Regions from separate parts of the Homo sapiens genome. Here region 2 is linked to region 1. The links are chromatin loops, found by intact Hi-C in ENCODE. Cell type or tissue: Panc1. All regions are shown on one strand. Each heading gives the region's core, and the rest is flanking DNA. Links, peaks and the distances in the headings are about the cores only.

The links. Hi-C counts contacts between places; a loop is a spot of excess contacts. Peaks named below come from ENCODE experiments on the same cell type or tissue, not always from the same donor. Only the 100,000 strongest peaks of a DNase experiment are listed, where the experiment ranks them.
Region 2: it touches region 1 in a loop (6-fold over the local background); 2 of 110 quality-filtered maps call a loop at or near these places.

Annotation. Positions count from the first base shown.
Region 1 is chr12:31,110,799-31,121,403 of GRCh38, forward strand. It overlaps LOC124902912 (a long non-coding RNA gene), which reads left to right and starts at 6,462. Exons shown (of 5, transcript XR_007063268.1): 1 at 6,462-6,743; 2 at 10,428-10,502. It also overlaps the pseudogene OVOS2P. RefSeq lists enhancers at 6,466-6,996, 6,997-7,526, 10,179-10,605. In Panc1, for the core only: CTCF peaks have their summits at 6,490 and 6,692; a DNase peak (open chromatin) is centred at 6,453; H3K4me3 peaks cover 3,536 bases.
Region 2 is chr12:31,172,317-31,182,921 of GRCh38, forward strand. It overlaps the pseudogene OVOS2P. Among named protein-coding and RNA genes, the nearest start is that of DDX11, 100 kb to the left of the region's middle. In Panc1, for the core only: CTCF peaks have their summits at 5,335 and 5,535; no DNase peak of the experiment used is centred there; H3K27me3 peaks cover 213 bases.

The DNA.
Region 1 (10,605 bases), core at 1,668-9,667:
TCTCTTACTTTGGTAACATATGCAAAGACCCAATTTCCAAACAAGGTCACATTCCATGTTCTGGGACTGTCTTCTGTGAGATGTCTCCCCCAGGATCCTTCCAGGTTTTCTGCAAAGCCAGGCAGAAAACCAGGATCAGGGCAGGACAAGAGGATGCTAGCCTGTGATGGCTCCCACTCAGGTGGGATGTGAGAAGTGCCTGTGGCCTGGGACACACCAACTTGCTCCCAATACCTCATCTGAGATGGATTGCACAGTGTATGTCCAGGGCCCATCCCGGCACACTGTGCCTTTGCAATGCTGTCTCTGCGCTTTGGAAATTGACTCAGCCCACTGCGTGGGGTGGTCTGAGGCGGGCCACAACCATTTCTTAACCATCCCTGAGTACCTGACCAGTATCCCCCGGGGGTGACAACTGGCTACATCTGGAGCATGAGGAGCGTGTTTACCTGGTGAGTAAGGATGCAAGCATAGGACGTCCTGGCCGATCCTCTGCACAAGCAATGCCTTTGCTCCAACGGGATGGGCAACGTTGGATTAGGCCTGAGGCAGATTTGATCTTGGAAGATACATTCAAGTCTACGTGTTTTGTGCGTTTATTTTCGTTTCCTTGAATTAACATGGAGTCCATTTCAACTTTCACTTAGTCTCCTTCTTTCTCTTCCCCCACTTCTCTCTCTCTCTTTCTTTGTATATGGAAGAATTTAACTCTGTGTTCCATAATGTCTAAATACTCAAATTTAGAGTTGACAGCCATACAGCAAATTATTCAAGTTGCTGTCAAAAAAAAATCCCTGCGTTTTCTAGGATTAAAACTGTGAATAGAGTACTGGAAGAAAAAAAAGTCATAGACTCAGATGCAAAATGACAACATTTAATGGGATGATAAGGAAATAAGACTTGTCAAGAAACCATAGCCCACTGCAGACTGTTCACGATGTCAGATGGTTCATGATTTTTTTCCAGGTTTGATACAGAAGAATCAGTTTGTTAAAAGAAATGCTTCTCCACCTGGGATTTAAAACATCATTTAAACAATAAACACATTTGTATGTATATATAAATAGATATTTAGAAATAAAAACATGCATATATAGGCACATAGACATGTATATACATATACACACATATGTACAAATATATATGCCTAAATTTTTACTGACCTGTCAACTTACAAAACAAAAATGAGAGATTTATAAAAGGTACATATATAGCTGTGAATTCTTTAAAGCTATTTTTAAAGAAATTAATATAATCTTAATGATTATCAGATTACTCATGCAGTACACAGCTACACAAGTCTAATGAAGTACCAGAGACTTTTCTTTCTTCAACTATTGTCCTATCTTATTCAGGTTTTCATTTTCTTACTAGATGTGTTTTCAATGGTTTATGACGTAATAAAATTTCTTTACTTCTTCCAGTAATTGCTTTGTCTCACTCGGAAACTGAACTACTGTTGATGTGGTAAAAAGCTAGGGCATATTCTTCTGAAAAAATAAAGGGAACATGTATTTTTATTAAATAGATGATATAAGCACATTAGATCTAATCCTTCCAATAATTTTGAAATAGAGACAATTACTTTCCCATTTTATACATTATGCAGAAATATGCTAATAATATTTAAGACACTTGATGAAATATATTCTATTAGTAAATGATAGAGACAGAATTCAAACACTCCACAAACTTCACACAGCATTCAACAAGAAATAAATAGTACCAACCTTCCAGGGAACAGTTGTATGGTCTCTACAACATTTTAGTATATGTTTTAGAAATTAATCTATCAAATTTTTAAGTTAACATTTCAGAATATTCCCCACTCCTCTTTTTAAGTCAAAGTCCACAGAAGTAGCTTGGAACAGTCAGTCTTAGCATGAACAACAATGACAATAACAAAAAGACCTGGAAGCTTAGTGTGGCTTGTATTTCAAGTTCAAGTGGAGCCCTGTCAGGTTATATTGCAAGGATTCTGGTGTTGAAAAACTCTGGTAACTGGAAAATGGGTTCAGTCAGAAGACACATCATGGGATAAAGAAACCAGAACACAAAGTAATGCCATTTATTGTTTACTCTGTGAAGACAGAGGTTGATTTTGGAAAGTTTAGTAGCTCAGGGAATGTTAGATATAAACACCACATTCAATAACCTTAGGGCATGGCTGTTGCTTGCCTACCTTTTTCGTACTAATCGTAGACCATGCCTGGGGCTGGCTGAATGTTGAACACAAGGTTGCTCTGCTCAGCAGAAAAAGTGAAACTGTCTGCTCGACCAAAAACCTATCATGACACAAATTATAATTACATTGTAGCAGGTCTGAGAAAAGATAATCACTGAGAAAATTATCCGCAGAAGTTTATGATCTACATAATTAAATAGATCTAGGGTATGATTAACTTACATATTGGCAAAATAATGAGTTGTTAACCTTAAATCATATAAAATTTCAAGTTCCTTTGCTTACATTGAGGTGAGAGGAATTTAGCTGGAAGTCTCAGAGGAATGTAGGCATTTATGTGAGTGGTAACAATACACATAGAAAGGATGTCTCTAAAGCGCATGCCATAGTTTGGCATTTCCTCAGTAAAATAAAAATAGAACTACCCTATGATCCAGCAATCCCATTTCTGGGTATGCATCCAAAGAAAATGAGATGAATATTTTGAAGAGACAGCTGCAGTCCCATGCTAATTCTTTCATTAATCACAATAGCCAACATAAGGAATCAACCTAAGCGTTCGAAACAGATGAATGGATAATGAAACTGAGGCATATACACATACAAATTATTCGGCCTTAAAAGAAGAAAGAATTTCTGCCATTTGTAACAACACTGAAGAACTTGGAGGACATTATGTGGAATGAAACAAACCAGATACACACAAAAAACACTGCAGGATCTCACCTGTAAGTTAAATCTAAAGTTGAGTTCATAGATGCAGACAGTAGAATGGCAGTTATCAGGGATGGGAAAATGGGGAGATGCTGGTCAAAGGATAGAAAGCTTCAGCTGTGCAGGATGAATACATTCTACAAATCTCAGGTACAGCGGTGGCCTACAGTTAACAATGCTGTACTGTATATGTAATATTCCCTAAGGGAGTAGATCTTAAGTGCTTTGTCACAAAAAAAGAAGAGGTAACTGTGTGAAGAGAGGGATGTGTTAGCCAGCTAATTCACATATAGTCACGCTAGATGATAACAATCAGCTCACTATATATATCAAAACATCACACCACATACCTTCAATACACAATTGTAATTTCAAAAAATTATGGCAAACTTTGTAAGACTTTAGTCAAATTATAAAATAATTACATATCTACTCTGTGACCAGACTGTGTTTGATAGGGAGATGATGTTTCTAAAATGGAAAGCTATCTAGTCACATAGCCAGGGCATATATGAAATAGCCTTGGAACTAGCAAGGAGAAGATGATCAGTGGGATAAAACACTGGTAATCCTTAACGTCCCTTATTTTTTCCTTTTACAAATCCTATCATACATATCTATAAGAAATTGAAGCATCCAATTATCCTTGGAAGGAAAAAAGAAAAACTTTAAAGAAAAAAAAATATGGCTAAACTTACATTTTCCAAGTAGAAAAGAACATGGTCATTCTTGACTTCAGTCTTCATCACTTGGCCCTTGTTTTCAAGCTTTGAAGAAATTGTTAGGGAAGGATAGAGAATAGATATTAGAACAAATGACAGCGCCACTGCAGAACTGAATGTCCACTCTTTTCTACGTCACGTTCTGTTTTATGGAACATTCCTTGGTGCCATGATGTTTTCATAAACACAGGTAGCAACTAAAGAAAAACATATGATGAACCATGGGAAATACTGACTGCTAATTGGTACAAATGAAGTACACCAGCTCTCCAGTGTTAGCGCAAAAATACAAAGGTGAATGTTGAAGAAGAATTCTATAGTTTTGTTTTGCTAAACTACGGCTAAACAAGTATTTATTTTATCTTTATACTCTATGTAGCTGTCTTTGTGATGAAAGATTAGGCTTCTATTATTTACCTCTTCAATGGATGACATGGTTGGAGTAAATCCTGATAGCATTTTTACATCTATAACCACCATACTGGATTTATTGCGAATTCCAGTGTATCTGAAAATTTTAAGAAAACACTCGTTTAGATATCAATTTTAAAAAGTGACTTATCTCATAATGAGAGTGCCAGGTGGATAAATACTAATTGGCTAGAAATCTGGAGGACAGGTAAAAGCTGAAGAGAAAATATCGGAAGAAAGTCATTTTCAAGCATCTGTGAATAGGCACAACCAGAATGATAATGAAAGAGATGATACATAGCAACAGAAATTGGAGCAAATAATGAATTATCTGGACATGAAATCTTCCCCAAACCCTGCTTTTAAGCTTACCTGCAGTCTCAAAGTTTGAACTGATAAACAGAGCTTCTAAATCTTTTACATATACTTAGGTTAGTGTTAGAGTTGCGTAACACTTAGAGGACATCTTTGCTTAAAAGGTGGTATATGAGCATAATTATAGAGTAGATGTGTCCCCAGGAGAACTTCTAGCTCAGTTTCCTGCTTCTGGATAAGACTATTGGGGTATGAAGTTAAGAGTTCCATAGTTCATCAGGGCGTGGTTGCTCACACCTGTAATCCCAGCACTTCTGGAGGCCAAGGTGGGTGGATCACTTGAGGGTCAGAGTTCAAGACCAGCCTGGCCAATATGGCAAAACTCTGACTCTACTAAAAATAGAAAAATTAGCCAGATGTGGTGGTGCACGCCTCTAATCCCAGCTACTCAGGAGGCTGAGCCGTAAGAATCCTTTGAACCCAGGAGCTGGAAGTTGCAGTGAGCTGAGATTGTGCCACTGTGCCACTGTACTGCAGCCTGGGTGACAAAGTAAGACTCTGTCTCAAAAAAAAAAAAAAAAAAAAAAAACCAAAAAAGAAAAAGAGTTCCCCAATTCATTGAGTTCTTAGCCCTGGAGCTCAAGCGATTTTTATTTAGAAATTCTAAAAAATATCTCCCAAACTAATTTTACTCAATGTTTTCCACATATTAACTAAGGCTAAAAGCCTTTAGCATCTATAAATCATGCTTGAATTCAAGAGGATCATTTCGTTTTTCTATTCTGAAAAGTAAAAATCTAAAATGTTACTCTTTACAGTTACAAAATAAACATTTGTGGGCTTGCTACTATATGACCATGCATGCTTGTCTTGAGAAAGAAATATAGAATCTCTGTTTTTCAAAACTAGGAGTACTTCCATACAACAGAATAAAAAGTATCATTGAAACATCAGTGCAGTGAAAGCTTTCAAATCCTGCTCACATAGACTGCATGTTTTCTTGCCTCATTTTAGCTCTGATTTAGCTGAAGATGTACTAAATTGTGGTGTCCGGACAGACGGCTAAAAAGTGACTGTGCTGTAGAATTGTCACCACCAACATGAGAACTCATTACCATGATTTATATTTTGTTATTTCACTACTGTTTGAACTTTTAAAATATTTTACCATCTTGTTCACGTGGGAGTTACTGTCAAAATATGACACTTACTTGAGGTTCACTGTGAGGTCAAAAACAGTCAAAGAGTAGTTCTTTACTATTTCCAAGGAAAGAGAAAATCCAGATGCCTTCTTAGGTAGGAGAACATTGTACTTAAGGGTGGCCTAGAAAGGATAGCAAATTATAAGAAAACCCATCCTGTATTAAGAATTATACAGTCTGACTATAGTCAGTAGTAATGTGATTTTACATTTTAAAATAACTAAGAGTATACTTCGATCATTTGTAACACAATGGATAAATGCTTGAGGTGATGCATACCCCACTTGCCCTGATGTGATTCTTACACATTGCATGCCTGTATCATGCACCCGGTAAATATTTACACCTACTATGTACCCACAAAAATTAAAAATAAAACATTTTTAAAAAGAAAGAACCTATTGTTTATTTCTATTACTAATGCAGTTTACATCTTTATCATCAGGGAATCAGGTTAAATTCTTTAGTTTTCAGAATAACGTAATTTAATGAAGATAGAATACTTTCTAATAGCAATATTCCTCAAACTTCTCTTAGACAGCTGAGTAGCTTTTCATAAAGTAACTTGCAATTTTGGCTATTGATCATGTAAATACACAAAACGGTCAAATAACACTTCACGTAGAACTGAACAGACAGTCTGACTCTTTTACTGGCAAACACTCATCACCCTCTTAGGCAGATTTCTGTAACCTGGATAAATGTACAACCGCGTCCTTCCACATCTACTGTGTATTGTCCAGGTGCCTGTGTTACTTCTGAACGTTGGACCAGTAGGCGGTTATGACCGTTAAACTGGATCTCACTGGATCCTTCACTGCTAAAGGTGACAGTGTTTTGATTCTTAGAGAAGAGCCCCTCTTCCCCGCCTGGCTCTTAGGATCCCCATTGCAGGGCGGGGAGGCACCCACCGCGAGGGGGAGACTGAGAGCCAGTCCCTCCCACCCCCGGCTCTTAGGACTCGCATCGCAAGCGGGGGAGGCACGCCACGCGAGGCGGGGACTGAGAGCCAGCCCCCCTTCCCCCCGGGCTTAGGACCCCCATCGCGGTTCCTAAGATCCTTAGGACCCACCTGGAGGACTGTGGGTATGGGGTGTCCAAGAAGAAAGCTCAGATCTGCCCACGGCAGGTACCTTACTTGGGATTTACAATCGACAGGGGTCCGAACGCAGCCCGGGAAAAGAAAGAAAGCAGGTCATTTACAATCTACCGGAGCCAGCCCGTCTTCCCCTCGCTTGCTCTTAGGTCCCCCATCGCAGTGGGGGGAGGCACCCCTCGTGAGGCGGGAACTGAGAGCCAGCCCCACCTCCCCCCTGGCTCCTGGGACCCCCATCGCAGTGGAGGGAGGCACTCCCCGCGAGGCGAGGACTGAGAACCAGCCCCTCTTCCCTCCCTGGTTCTTAGGACCCCCATCGCAGGGACGGAGGCACCCGCAGCGAGGCGGGGACTGAGAGCCTGCCCCTCTTACCCCCCTGGCTCTTAGGACCCCCATCGCAGGAGTCGGAGGCACCCCCCGCGAGGCGGGGACTGAGAGAGAGCTCCTCTTCCCCCCCAGGATCTTAGGACCCCCATCGCGGGGGGGGAGGCACTCCCGCCAGGCGAGGACTGAGAGCCAGCCCCTTTTCATCCCCTGGCTCTTAGGACCCCCATCGCAGGGGGGGAGGCACACACCGCAAGGCGGGAACTGAGAGCCAGCCCCACTTCCCCCCTGGCTCTTGTGACCCCCATCGCTGTGCGGGGAGGCAACCCCCGCGAAGCGGGGACTGAGAGCCTGCCTCTCTTCCCCCCCAGGCTCTTCGGACCCCCATCGCAGGCGGGGGAGGCACCCCCTGCGAGGCGGGGACTGAGAGCCAGCCGCTCACTCCCCCTGACTCTTAGGACCCCCATTGCAGGGGGGGGACGCACACCCGGAGAGGCGGGGACTGAGAGCCAGCCCCTCTTCCCCCCCAGGCTCTTGAGACCCCCATCGCAGGGGGGGGGCAACCCCCACGAGGCGGGGACTGAGAGCCAGCCCCTCTACCCCCCCATGGCTCTTAGGACCCCCAATGCAGGCGCGTGGCACCCCCCGCGAGGCGGGGACTGAGAGCCAGAACCTCTTCCCCCCCTGTGTCTTAGAACTTCCATCGCAGCGGGGGAGGCACTCCTCACGAGGCGGTGACTGAGAGCCAGACCCTCCCACCCCCGGCTCTTAGGACCCACATCGTAGTGGCGGGAGGCACCACCCGAGAGACGGGGACTGAGAGCCAGCCCCTCTTCCCCCCCTGGCCCTTGGGACCCCGATCGCAAGGGGGGGAGGCACCCCCCGAGAGGCGGGGATCGAGAGCCTGCCCCTATTCCCCCCCCTTGGCTCTTAGGACACCCATCTCATGGGTGGGAGGCACTTCCAGCGAGGCGGGCACTGAGAGCCCGCCCCTCTTCCCCCCCTGGCTCTTAGGATCCCCATCGCAAGGGGGGAAGACACCGCCCACGAGTCGGGGACTGAGAGCCAGCCCCTCTTCCCCCGCTGGCTTAGGACCCCCACCGCGGATTCTAAGATCCTTAGCACCCACCTGGAGGACTGGGGGTTTTAGGTGTCCAAGAAGAAAGCTCAGACCTGCCGACCGCAGGTACCTTACCTGGGATTTACTATCCGACAGGGGTCCGAACGCAGCTCGGGATCAGAAAAAAAGCAGGTCATTTGCAATCTACCAGAGCCAGCCCCTCTTCCCCCCCTTGCTCTTAGGACCTCCATCGCAGCGGGGCAGGCACACACCGCGAGGCGGGAACTGAGAGCCAGCCCCTCCCACCTCTGGCTCTTAGGACTCACATTGCAAGTGGGGGAGGCATCCTCCGCGAGGCGCGGACTGAGAGCCAGCCCCTCTTCCCCCCCTGGCTCTAGGGACCCCCATCGCAGGGGGTGGAGGCACCCCACGCGATTCGGGGACTGAGAGCCAGCCCCTCTCCTTCCCCCTGCTCTTCGGACCCCCATCGCAGGGCGGGGAGGCACCCACCGCGAGGCGGGGACTGAGAGCCAGCCCCTCTACCCCCCGTGGCTCTTAGGAGCCCCATCGCAGGGTGGGAGGCCACCCGGCGAGGCGAGGATTGAGAGCCAGCCCGTCTTCCCCCCTTGGCTCTTAGGAGCCCCATCGCGGGTGGGGAAGGCACCCCCCGCGAGGCAGGGACTGAGAGCCAGCCTCTCTTCCTCCCGTGGCTCTTAGGACCCCCATCGCAGTGGGGGGAGGCACCCCCCGCGAGGCGGGGACTGAGAGCAAGCCCATTTCCCCCCCCCCCGGCTCTTAGGACACCCAACGCAGAGGGGGGAGGCACCCCCTGCGAGGCAGGAACTGAGAGCCAGACCCACTTCTCCCCGGCTCTTGGGATCCCCATCGCGGGGAGGGGAGGCACCCCACACGAGGCGGGGACTGAGAGCCAGCCCCTCTTCCCCCCCTGGCTATTAGGACCCCCATCGCAGGGGGGAGAGGCACCCCCCGAGAGGCAGGGACGGAGAGCCTGCACCTCTTCCCCCACGGGCTCTTAGGACCCCCATCGCAGGCGCTTCGCACCCCACGCGAGGCGGGTACTGAGAGCCAGCTCCTCTTTCCCCCGTCTCTTAGGACTGCCATCGCAGAGGGGGAGGTAACCCCCGCCAGGCAGGGACTGACAGCCAGCCCCTCTTCACCTCTGGCTCTTAGGCCCCCATCGCAGAGTGGGGAGGCACCACATGCGAGGCGGGGACTGCGAGCCAGCCCCACTTCCCCCCTGGCTCTTGGGACCACCATCGCAGTGGGGGGAGGTACACCCCGCGAGGCGGGGACGGAGAGTCAGCCCCTCTTCCCCCACTGGCTCTTGGGAACCCCATCGCAAGGGGGAGAGGCACCCTCCGCGACGCGGGGACTGAGAGACAGCCCCTCTTCCCCCCCTGGCTCTAGGGACCCCCATCGCAGGGGGTGGAGGCACCCCACGCGATGCGGGGACTGAGAGCCAGCCCCTCTCCGCCCCCCCCGACCCCGCCCGGGTCTTCGGACCCCCATCGCAGTGGGGGGAGGCACCCCATGCGAGGCGGGGTCTGACAGCCAAACCCTCTTCCCCCTCTGGCTCTTATGACCCCCATAGCAAGGGGGGAGGCACCCCCCGCGAGGCGGGGACTAGAGCCAGCCCCTCTTCCCACCCTGGCTTAGGACCCCCATCGCGGATCCTAAGATCCTTAGGACCCAACTGGAGGACTGTGGGTATTAGGTGCCCAAGAAGAAAGCTCAGATCTGCCGACGTTACTTGGGATTTACTATCCGACAGGTGTCCGAACACAGCTCGAGATCAGAAAGAAAGCAGGTCATTTGCAATCTACCGGAGCCAGCCCCTCTTCCCCCGCTTGCTCTTAGGACCCCCATCGCAGCAGGGCAGACACACACCCCAAGGCGGGAACTGAGAGCCAGCCCCACTTCCCCCCTGGCTCTTGGGACCCCCATCGCTGTGTGGGGAGGCTCCCCCCGCGAAGCGGGGACTGAGAGCCTGCCCCTCTTCCCCCCCCAGGCTCTTCGGACCCCCATCGCAGTGGGTTGGAGGCACCCCCTGAGAGGCGGGGACTGAGAGCCAGCGGCTCTTTCCCCCTGGCTCTTAGGACCCCCATTGCAGGGGGGGGGACGCACCCCCCGCGAGGCGGGGAGTGAGAGCCAGCCCCTCTTCCCCCCCAGGCTCTTCGGACCCCCATCGCAGGGGGGGAGGCACCCCCCGCGAGGCGGGGACTGAGAGCCAGCCCCTCTTCCCCCCCTGGCTAAGACCCCCATCGCGAATCCTAAGATCCTTAGGACCCACCTGGAGGACCCTGGGTATTAGGTGTCCAAGAAGAAAGCTCAGATCTGCCGACCGCAGGTACCTTACTTGGGATTTACTATACCACAGGGGTCCGAACGCAGCCCGGGATCAGGAAGAAAGCAGGTCGTTTGCAATCTACCGGAGCCTAAGGGCAGAAGGCAGGTGAGAGAATTCTTAGGAGCTGTGGGGTTTTGTAGACTGTGGATCCCAAACTTTGCAGTATTAGCCAAGCCTTTGTATGAGGTCACAAAGGGGGCGGGGACCG
Region 2 (10,605 bases), core at 1,433-9,432, 61 kb after region 1:
ACTCACAGTTTGTGCTGGCAGCTGACCATAATTCCTTAGTAGCAATACCCTCTGGTCTACCGCCCAAAGAGCATAAAGAGAGTTTGAAGCAGCCGAGACTTGAAGATCGACATTGGATCCTGGTAAACTTTTTTCTTTAGAAAAATTTAAGTTGACCTGAAAATGAAAATAAAAGGGCAAAAGGATGGCAAGCCATATGAGAAGAATCATCTTTTAGACTATTCTTAACTTTTTTAAAAACACACATAAGTTAAAAGGGCTTTCTGTGCTTTACCCACCTAATAATATTATTATTAGGAACAACTGGATTTGGAACAACATCCAAAGTGAATGCTATAATCCTGCTACTCTTCAATCATCCAACATATTAACTTCTCCATAGCTTTCTTTTATTTTTCATTTTGCAATTCTATGAAAAATTGGGAGTTTAAACCCAACACTCTCTTAAGTTCTCCTTAGTTTTCCCCCAAATTAAAAAAGAATCATTTTTGGCACCTACCTGATTTTCGAAGCATTTCTCAATTGGAATTGGGTGCTATCAGTGACCATTTCTCCTCCAGGATGCAAGCTATAGACAAGCATATGTACTGAGGGCGCTAATTCAGGGTTAATGTCTATAGAAATGGAAAATATGCCCTTCCTCCCTGTGAAAAGAAAATTTCAAACCGAAAAAGTGCTTTGGTGAGATAGCTGACTGTCATCTTGCAGAAACCCTCCATTGAGTTTCTAGCCATCCTACCCACTGCCAAAGAGACTGCCCCGACCCACCAAATTTAATTTATAAAGCATTTCTAGGAGGAGTTCATAACCTATTCCATAAATTATAAAAGAAAGAAATAGTTGAACATTTCTTATTACGTCAAACTTCAGTCTACTTTTGTTTCTTTTTAAAAATCCCTTCTTGTTTGAATGTAAAAGTACTTACCTGTCTTTCTTGGAAAAGAAAGGGAAGGACAATGACCCTTTCCCATTATAGTAGTGTTTGGAATATAATTAATGCACTATTAATTAAGTAATTATTTTTTCATTTGGCATTGTGCCTATTCACATGTCTTTACATGTTCCCCAAGGGTAGTTTAGGGGGCAGTAAACAGTCCTAAAATGGGAGGATTGTGACTTTTAAAGAAAAATGTAAAATATATCCCAATTAAAGCATTCTATTTGTATTAAATTATATGCTAAAATTAGAGGCCTCACCATTTTCGTTGATCTCAATTTTCTGTTGCCCATGAAGAATGATTACACCTTTTGAAATCACCTAGGAAAATGAAAATATAATCGTAAAGTTTAGAGGATAGAAACTAAATTTCATTTAATTATAAACGAATGTGATTTACCTCCTTTTCTTGTCTGAGCAATACTATTGACATGTTTACTAGTAAACTCAGGTTACCAGTAAACAAGCATATGACTCTAACAGCTATATTCAAGAGAATTTAGGAGTCACAGATAAACTTGCTATAAAGCAATTTAATGTTCCACATTCCAAAACAGTTTTCTAAGACCAATAAACAACTTTTTATTCATATTTGCAAATGCTGAATTACATCTAAATTTATTTAGTTCAGTGAAACAAAGTTACACAAAGGCATTAAGAGTCTCCCAGTGCTTGTCTGGTTTTCTGAAAGGTGTGTTTGATATGCAAGGTATAAGCAAGGCCTGTTCATCCATCTCCACCCAAAATTTAAAGAAAAGAAAATAAAGTAGCAAGCTGGGGGTGCTCCAGAAAAAAGCTTCTCTCACTTCACCTTTATCAGCAACTGTGTGCAAATTTGCATCAGCAGACTTTTGTTATGATCTCTAAAGTGCAAACAAAGGCTGGAGACTTGAAATCTAGTACAAACTCCTTGAATTTTTAAATTACAGTTTTAGAATATTATTTTAAAAGATGCTGAGACTTGCAGAAAATTTAAAGCTTCCGTAAGATCTTGCAGCTTGAAATTGCAGGAGCTGGTACTCCTAGTCCGTTTAATATTTCACTGAATATTAAAATTGCTTTAAATCTCTGAAGTGCCAAGTTTGGGTTATTAGCTCATAAAAAAAGAACTGAGCCTCAACTAGCTGGAAAATATTGTTTTGGGAACTAGAACATTTGCAAAAAGGCATAAAGCTCAAAGTTTAATGAGCCTGAGAGGTCTCAGCACTGTTGGCTGTAGTAGCTCACTGACTTCTCAAAATGGAAAGACAGCTCTCGTAACAGATGAGTAAACTGAAGAGGCACACAGAGGTACTGATATTTGTCAGGTCACACAATTAAGAAAAAAGCTTAAAAGACTGAGTATCAAATTAATTACTGAAAGCCTGAGAATCAAATTAATTCAGCCTCTATCCATTCATTCTAAAATATGATATTGAGGGTTCTCTCTGTGATGTGTACCCTGCTAGGCAGAATTAAAGTCCACCCAGCCTATTATGAAAGAATATGTAGAAGACTGGAATTGTCTAGGAGATTAGAAAGTTTCATTTAAGCCAAGAGATGAATGCTGAGGAGGAATCAGCTCGGAAAATGAGGTGCAGGCAGGTTGGGAACTGTGGTAGCAAATGGGAACGAAGATTGTTATGGGCAGAAGGGAAAACCTGTGGGAGGCTTCGGAGCCAGAAAAGCACATGGCTTGTCCAAGAAAATGAAAGCCCTCTGTGTCTGCAATAAAGAAGGCTGAAGTGTAGAATGATGCAAAATGAAGCGGGCGAGCTTCACAGGTGCAGAGCAGATACAGTGTTGCAGGCAAAAGAAAGGAGTCTGGTATTTGTTTCAATAGAAATAGGCAGTCATTAACTGTATTTCAATTAGGGGAGTGAAATAAATAATCCTAATTGCTTTTTTTAAAAATCACTCTAGATTTCCAGAATAAAGAAAGAAAGAAGAAAAGGAGGGAGGAAGGAAGAAGGGAGAGAGGAAGAAAAAGGCTATTAGCAGACTCATTTAAAATGGAAATGAGGTAAAGTAATTGTAAAGGCCTTATCAGATCAGAGGGGGGCAAACCTACGCTATTTCAAGAGGGAAGCTGATGACAAGTAGATCAATTCACACCACAGACCTGCAAAATGGCTCAGCTCTGGATTAGGAAGTATTGGATATTAAGTCGAGCAGAGGTGTGGCCAGAAAAGAAGGCAAAAGTCAGGGGCATGTGGGAGTGTCTTTATAAAAACTAGTTAAGAGGTTCAGCTTCCCTGTAATCCCGGTACTTTGGGAGGCCGAGGCGGGCAGATCACGAGGTCAGGAGATCGCGACCATCCTGGCTAACACGGTGAAACCCCGTCTCTACTAAAAAAATACAAAAAAATTAGCCGGGCGTGGTGGCGGGCGCCTGTAGTCCCAGCTACTCGGGAGGCCGAGGCAGGAGCATGCCGTGAACCCAGGACGCGGAGCTTTCAGTGAGCGGAGATCGAGCCACTGCACTCCAGCCTGGGCGACTGAGCGAGGCTCTGTCTCAAAAAAAAAAAAAAAAAAAAGAGGTTCAGCTTCTCATTCAAGGATGCTTGGTATTTCTCACACCCCAGTATGGCAATATTATTGTTGACATGTTGAAGGATTTCTGTACCGGTTGGTAAAGAGCCACTTCCCTGAGCTCCCCAGAGTCCCCTCCCTGCTTCCCTAGAACCTCTCCTCCACAACCAGCTCCTCCCACTCCCACCACTTTGCCCCCAGTCTAAATGAGCCATGCTTGGCTTAGCTAAGGGCTTCAGTGGAATTATCACTCATACCTTTTCTGATGGTTTGGTGTCCATACCTTGCTGGTTTGAAATATTTTAATGTTTGTGGAAATGATGAAGGAAAGAAAAAATGCGAGAGATAATATAATGAAAAAGTGATAGAAATTGGTGATGCAGTAAATAGCACGAAAAAAAGAAGTATCAAAAGACTATTCCAGAATTCTAAGTTTGCAAAATGTGAGAAATCATGTGGTACTACTTTCATTCTTCACATAGATAGACTCAAACACCTTTAGTTCTCAGAATAATACACTTCAGACATCTTTGACCTCTTATATTATTTCCTAAAATAAGCTTAAATGTGTTTCTCATATCCTCTAATCATCCAGAAAACTCCTATTCATCCCACAAAATCCTATTTAGGCATATTCTCTTTATGTATTTTTTCCTTAAAAATATGTATATACATATAAATGTAAATATATAGGCATATATCTTTTTCCTAAACTAGTGGTTGTCAAATTTTAATGTGCTTCGGAGGACAAGATTTCTAACTTATTCCTATGTTTTTTTTTTTTTTTTTTTTTTTTTTTTTTGAGACAGAGTCTTGCTCTGTCACCCAGGTTGGAGTGCAGTGGCACCATCACGGCTCACTGCAAGCTCCGCCTGCTGGGTTCACACCATTCTCCTGCCTCAGCCTCCTGAGTAGCTGGGACTACAGGCGCCCGCCACCATGCCAGGCTGATTTCTTTTTGTATTTTTAGTGGAGACGCGGTTTCACCGTGTTAGCCAGGATGGTCTGGATCTCCTGACCTCGTGATCCGCCCATCTCGGCCCCCCAAAGTGCTGGGATTACAGGCGTGAGCCCCTGCGCCTGGCCACTTATTCCCAGAATTTCTAAATTATTCCTAGGTGATGCTGATACTGCTACTCTAGGAAATATACTCTGATAATCACTGTCCTAAACTCCAGCTAGAGTTAATCATTCATTTTTCTGTAACACCTCAGTGGCCATACATGTTTCGTTTGTAACACTTATGTAATTCTAATATATGTTTTGTCCCCAGTTATACTTTTTCTATTTCTTCTATTGTTACAATTGCTAATACAGCACCTGGAATATGAAAAACATTCAATAAGTGTTGGCTGATTGAATTAATTCATGTTTCATTAATTTTATATCATCTTCCTAAATCTCAATGAAGTATCATGCACCCATTTAGACAGTGTAAAATAATCCATAATAGCAATATATTAAAATCAAACTAATACTTAATATCTTTTGTGTGCCAGAAGTTGGGCAAAGGGCTTTATATGTATTATTAAATAATTATCTTGATGATTAGACAATATATTACAAAAAACTAAGATTCTCTAGAGGTTTAAGTGGCTTTCAAAAAGTAACACAAAGCTAGTACATATCAGAACTCTGGTTTGATCCCAGCAATGTCCAAATAGAAATGGGTAACTCTGAAGAAAGGGTCTGAGAATGACAGAGTGCATATGGGTTGTGGTGTCATGGCCTTTTCCCTCCTTTCTTAAAAATAGATACCAGTTATATAAGTTTTATCATTTATGTTAACTTTGAGCTTCCTCGTGGCATATAGGTACAGGGATTTCATTAGGTTCAAAGAAGTTTTAAAGAAAAGAAGCAATTTTGATTGTGGAAGAATATTTTCAGCTCATACCAAATAATTGAAGTCTGCTGTGTAGGTTTTGTCTTCAAAGTCTTCCATATTGAGAATGCAGTGCACTAGCACCCTCTTCTGCTGGTTGCATCTCAGTTCTTCCATCTCTTGGACAATCTTTAGGAAGCTATTCATCTTGGAGTAAAATCGATATGCAAAGTACTCGGGCTGAGGGTATTGAGGCAACACCCAGCCATGAGCCTGGCAATTTTCATTGGCCTTGTAGGCTGCCTAGACAAAAAATCAAAATTACGGGTATTTTAGGATAAAGAGAAAGGATGAGTGAAAGAATATTTGATAAGATGGTTTATCATCATGCTGCTTTATCTCTGCAAGAAAATTTTATAGCCATTCTACATTAAATCTAACCCAATTCCCCATTTTCTAGTTATACTCTAGAGCGACCACTATGGTTTTTACAATTTAGTCTATTCAAGTCCTACTTCAATAATATTACATTCAATATTTTACTGTATTCTTTACTATAATTATTACTTTTGCTAGCAAGTAGATTGCTATATCTCCCTCACTATAATACGAAGAACCCATGAGTGCAAACGTTTACCTTGCTACTGATAACATAATATGAAGTTTTGCTGAAAGATGGGAAAGTTTTTATGAAATACAGCAAGGAGTTTACTCTGACCATAGTAATTTACCATTATCAACACAAAAAGTCTGAGGAGTCCTTTAAAAATATCTAGGAAGGATTGATATTTAATTATTACAGATAGTAGTTTACTTCTCTCTTGAATATATCCAGAGAAATTCTTTACATTATTCCAAGGTAATAGATTACAGGGTTTCTCAAATATTTCCTTCTATAAAAACACAATTCTCTTTCTATTTCCTTAATAAAAGTGAAGCGTTGCTTATTTTCAGCTAATTCTCCTTTATACAATTTAGTATGTATGCTAACCTTCTGTCTTTTCCCGGGACTCTTAAAATAATTTTTAACCTACTTTTCATAGGGCCTATATTCTTAATATTTAACTATTTTTCAGTACTCTAGATTCACACCAAGGTGTATCTTTTCATTTCTGTTCCATAAATATAATTTCGCATAGACCTAAACCTTAGCTAGCCAGTGCAGTTTTTTGTTTGCTTGTTTGTTTTTATTTTACTTGCCTTTCGTTTAACTTACTTTCAAAGTGATATTTGGGTATGTAAACGTATATGTGTCCAAGAAAAACTGAGCGATGCCATTTACATCTGTGGTGTAGTTTCCCACGATTTTGTCCTTCAGATGCAACTGAACAACTTCATTTGGGATTGGAGAGTTGTCTGGATTAAGCAATTTAATCTGTACAAGAGGAAGAAAATACATTTCGGAAGCATGTAGTAAATTTGGGCATCCATTTTGATGGCATTTGCCAAGCTTCTATCATGGGGACCCCTGCTCTCCTTGGTGCGTATGCACTTCCTGTGTGGTTTCATCTATTCCTGTTGAGTGTATGACATGTACCATTAATATACTAATGAGCCTAAACTCTGTTTCTCCTGCCCACGAAGATCTCTGAAAACTCAGGCCCATAGAATTAACCATCCTGAGTATTTTTTATAATAAAAATGCTACAGAAACTCTCAAATTGGAATGATTTATTACTGTGCCCAACCTTCCTTTTTTTCTATTTCTCTTATTTATCTCAAAGAATACCTCAACCATTCACTTAGTCACTGAAGTCAAATATCTAGAGACATCTTAGACTTTTTATTTTTCTTCTCCCATAATTTTCAATTGTTGATCAAATATTTTCAATTGTATCTTTTTAACATTTTCTGTTTCCAACTGATCACGTTTGTTCCTGTTGCTATTCCTTGTATCAATATCTTATCTTTTTTCCCTCATACGTCTTCTATTTTTTTCTATCCAGTCTCTCTCTCCTGTATTGCTTTTGCTTGTTCTTTCTCTATACTGGCATCAAACCAAATTTTCTAAAATGCAAAATTTAGCATTATCCTCCCTAAAACATTGTAGTGACTGCTCTGATAGGCCATGGTTATTCGCTAGAAATCTCTTTCTCATTCTCTTACTAGTACAGGCAATGATTGCTTTAAAAAGTCCCTTCTGAAATTGTATGATTTGTAGTAGATACAATGCCTGCATCAGTATCTATGCCAGTTTGAAGCCTTTAAAGGCACCTTCTTAACAACATCTAAGGCCACAACAACCAGAAGAACTGTCTGAGCCATCCTTTTTTTAGCTCAGTCAGTTTCTGCAAAACAACTTCTGCTTTGAGCCTTTCATCTTATTTCTGCCACTTATCATTTTCCTGCTGGTCCAAGCAAACACAATCCTTTTTTCTTGCTCAGCATCTGTAGACTGATGCCTCATTTGCACCATCTACACAGATTTTGAACTTAGTTTCATCTCAAGGCTTGATCTTCTAAGAAAAATTCAACTTGTCTCAGCAATCCACAGGCCACAGACACGTGACACCATGCCTTTATGATCACACAGAGGTTTGCCCTAATTTTAGTACACCTAGACTAGAAAGATCCTTTGAGTCCCTTCCAGTCACAGAAAGATGAACAAGCCATGTGATTTCTGGGCACTTTCCTTTCTTTCTTTTTTTTTTTTTTTGTTTTATTTTTATTTTTTTTATTGATCATTCTTGGGTGTTTCTCGCAGAGGGGGATTTGGCAGGGTCACAGGACAATAGTGGAGGGAAGGTCAGCAGATAAACAAGTGAACAAAGGTCTCTGGTTTTCCTAGGCAGAGGACCCTGCGGCCTTCCTTAGTGTTTGTGTCCCTGGGTACTTGAGATTAGGGAGTGGTGATGACTCTTAAGGAGCACGCTGCCTTCAAGCATCTGTTTAACAAAGCACATCTTGCACCGCCCTTAATCCATTCAACCCTGAGTGGATACAGCACATGTTTCAGAGAGCACAGGGTTGGGGGTAAGGTCACCGATCAACAGGATCCCAAGGCAGAAGAATTTTTCTTAGTACAGAACAAAATGAAAAGTCTCCCATGTCTACCTCTTTCTACACAGACATGGCAACCATCCGATTTCTCAATCTTTTCCCCACCTTTCCCCCCTTTCTATTCTACAAAACCGCCATTGTCATCCTGGCCCGTTCTCAATGAGCTGTTGGGTACACCTCCCAGACGGGGTGGTGGCCGGGCAGAGGGGCTCCTCACTTCCCAGTAGGGGCGGCCGGGCAGAGGCGCCCCTCACCTCCCGGACGGGGCTCTGATGTTAGGGCTTAAATTGATTTATATTTCAAAGAATTCCCTAATAGATTCTATAGTAGCACTGAAGAGTATTCTATTGTAAAACTCAGAGGAAAGCAAATGTAATTTTCTTTGAACATGAAAAAGAAAGCAACTTTGAGAGTAGTCATTTAGCAGTAGATGTGCATTATTATGAGAAAACAGTTCTATAAATTCAGGGTTAATTCTATTAATTGGAATGTCGGTCTCTAATGTCTAGCTTATTATAGGGTAGAAAAGAGCTTTCTACTCAGCTAATCATTAATCATTGATCCAAAACTTAAATACATCTATCATTTCCTGGGGCTATTGTGAGTACTGTATATGTATTTAGCAAATATTTAAGACCTAGTAAGTGCTCAATAAATTGTAGCTGTTACTACAAAAGAAAAAATTACTTTTTAAAAAAATATACAACCATAATCACACATACTAGAGAAGAAAACTTAAAACTCTAAGTAATTCTTAGGTAAAAATAAAAATAAAAATAATGAAATCATCAAAAATGATTTTAATTGAACTTAAAAATTGTTAAGATGGTAAATTTGATATGTGCATTTTTTCATAATTTAAAAAATAAAAATAGTATAGAAAAACACCTGTGAGGAGGAAAGAAGTATTCAGGAAAAATTGTATAAATCTGAAAACATGGAAGTTTAACATAAGTATTTATAACAAGATGCTAGAAAAAAAAAACCAAAAGAGGTAGAAGAAAAAATATAATAAAAATAAATGATGTAATGAAAATCATTTAAAATAACATTAAAAATAAAGATAATTAACAAATCCAAAAACTAATGGGAAAAAAACACAAACACAACTAGTAATAAAAAAGGGGAAATAAATTATGATAGATTTATTTTTTCAAATCATAAGTGAACATATTTTATGCCCTCTATTTTAAAACCTAAATTTAATAAGAAATATCTAGATACAGAAACTAACATATTATAGAAAATTCTTAGTGAACTAAAAAAGGAAAATTTTTTGACTCGATAAAGTATGTCTCACAAAATGCTACAGTTACTTAGTAGGTTTACGCATTACATTTTTAAAAGCATTCCCCAAAATATGCAAAATACAACCAGGAAGTCCACTATCATCTCTAATATTCAAATTGGAGATCTTTGCCAATCGAATAAAACAAACTAATAACAAAAACCTCAGAAGATTAAGTTCAGAAAGGAAGCTAAAATATAACATTTTCACACAAAATGCTCTTTACACAGAAAACACTTTTAAATTGCACAGAAAAGATACAAGAGACAAATGGGAACCCAAGAAATCATCTTGGGTAACAACAACGTAAGAGGGAGGAAATGGAGAATTCTCAAGTCTAGATAAAATTATTTTATATTCAGAAAAAATTTTATATTCTTTGAAGATATCTCTCAGTTTTATATATTTAGTAACAGAACATGGAAATATATAAAGCAAAAATGTACAAAGTGAAGAGAAAGGTTAGAAAAAATTATGTTAACATTATCCACCACTATTCAGTAAGTGAAGTGAACATATATCAAATTTATCTATCTGCCAAAGCTGTATTTCAATCTAAATTTGTTCATTAAATGACTTTTACTGAAATTTGTTTCAGTAAGTCCTTTAGGTGATGCTGATGCCAGTTTGAGAAACTGCTTTGTAAGATGTAAGCCAGGCTACCCACTTTTGTATTTCTTTTTTAGTGTTCTTGTGTCAACCTAAATATTACTTCCTCAGGGAAACTTTCCATGATCATTTAGTCCAGATTTTAGCAAACTTCTTTTGTAAAACACCATGGTCTCTCTCTCATATATTTTTTTATTTTTTAAATAATCTTTTAAAAATGTTAAAACCACTCATAGTTCACTGGCTGTATCAAGGCAGGCCTCTGTCTGATTTGCCTATGGGCTGTGGTTTGTCAGCTCCTGATGTAGAGTAGTTAAATGGTCAGTATTTCACTGACATAGCACCTATCACAACTACAATAATTCTTTGTAAAATTATCTGTTTAATGTTTATTATCTCTATTACACTATAAACTCCATAAAAGCAGTGATAAAAGTG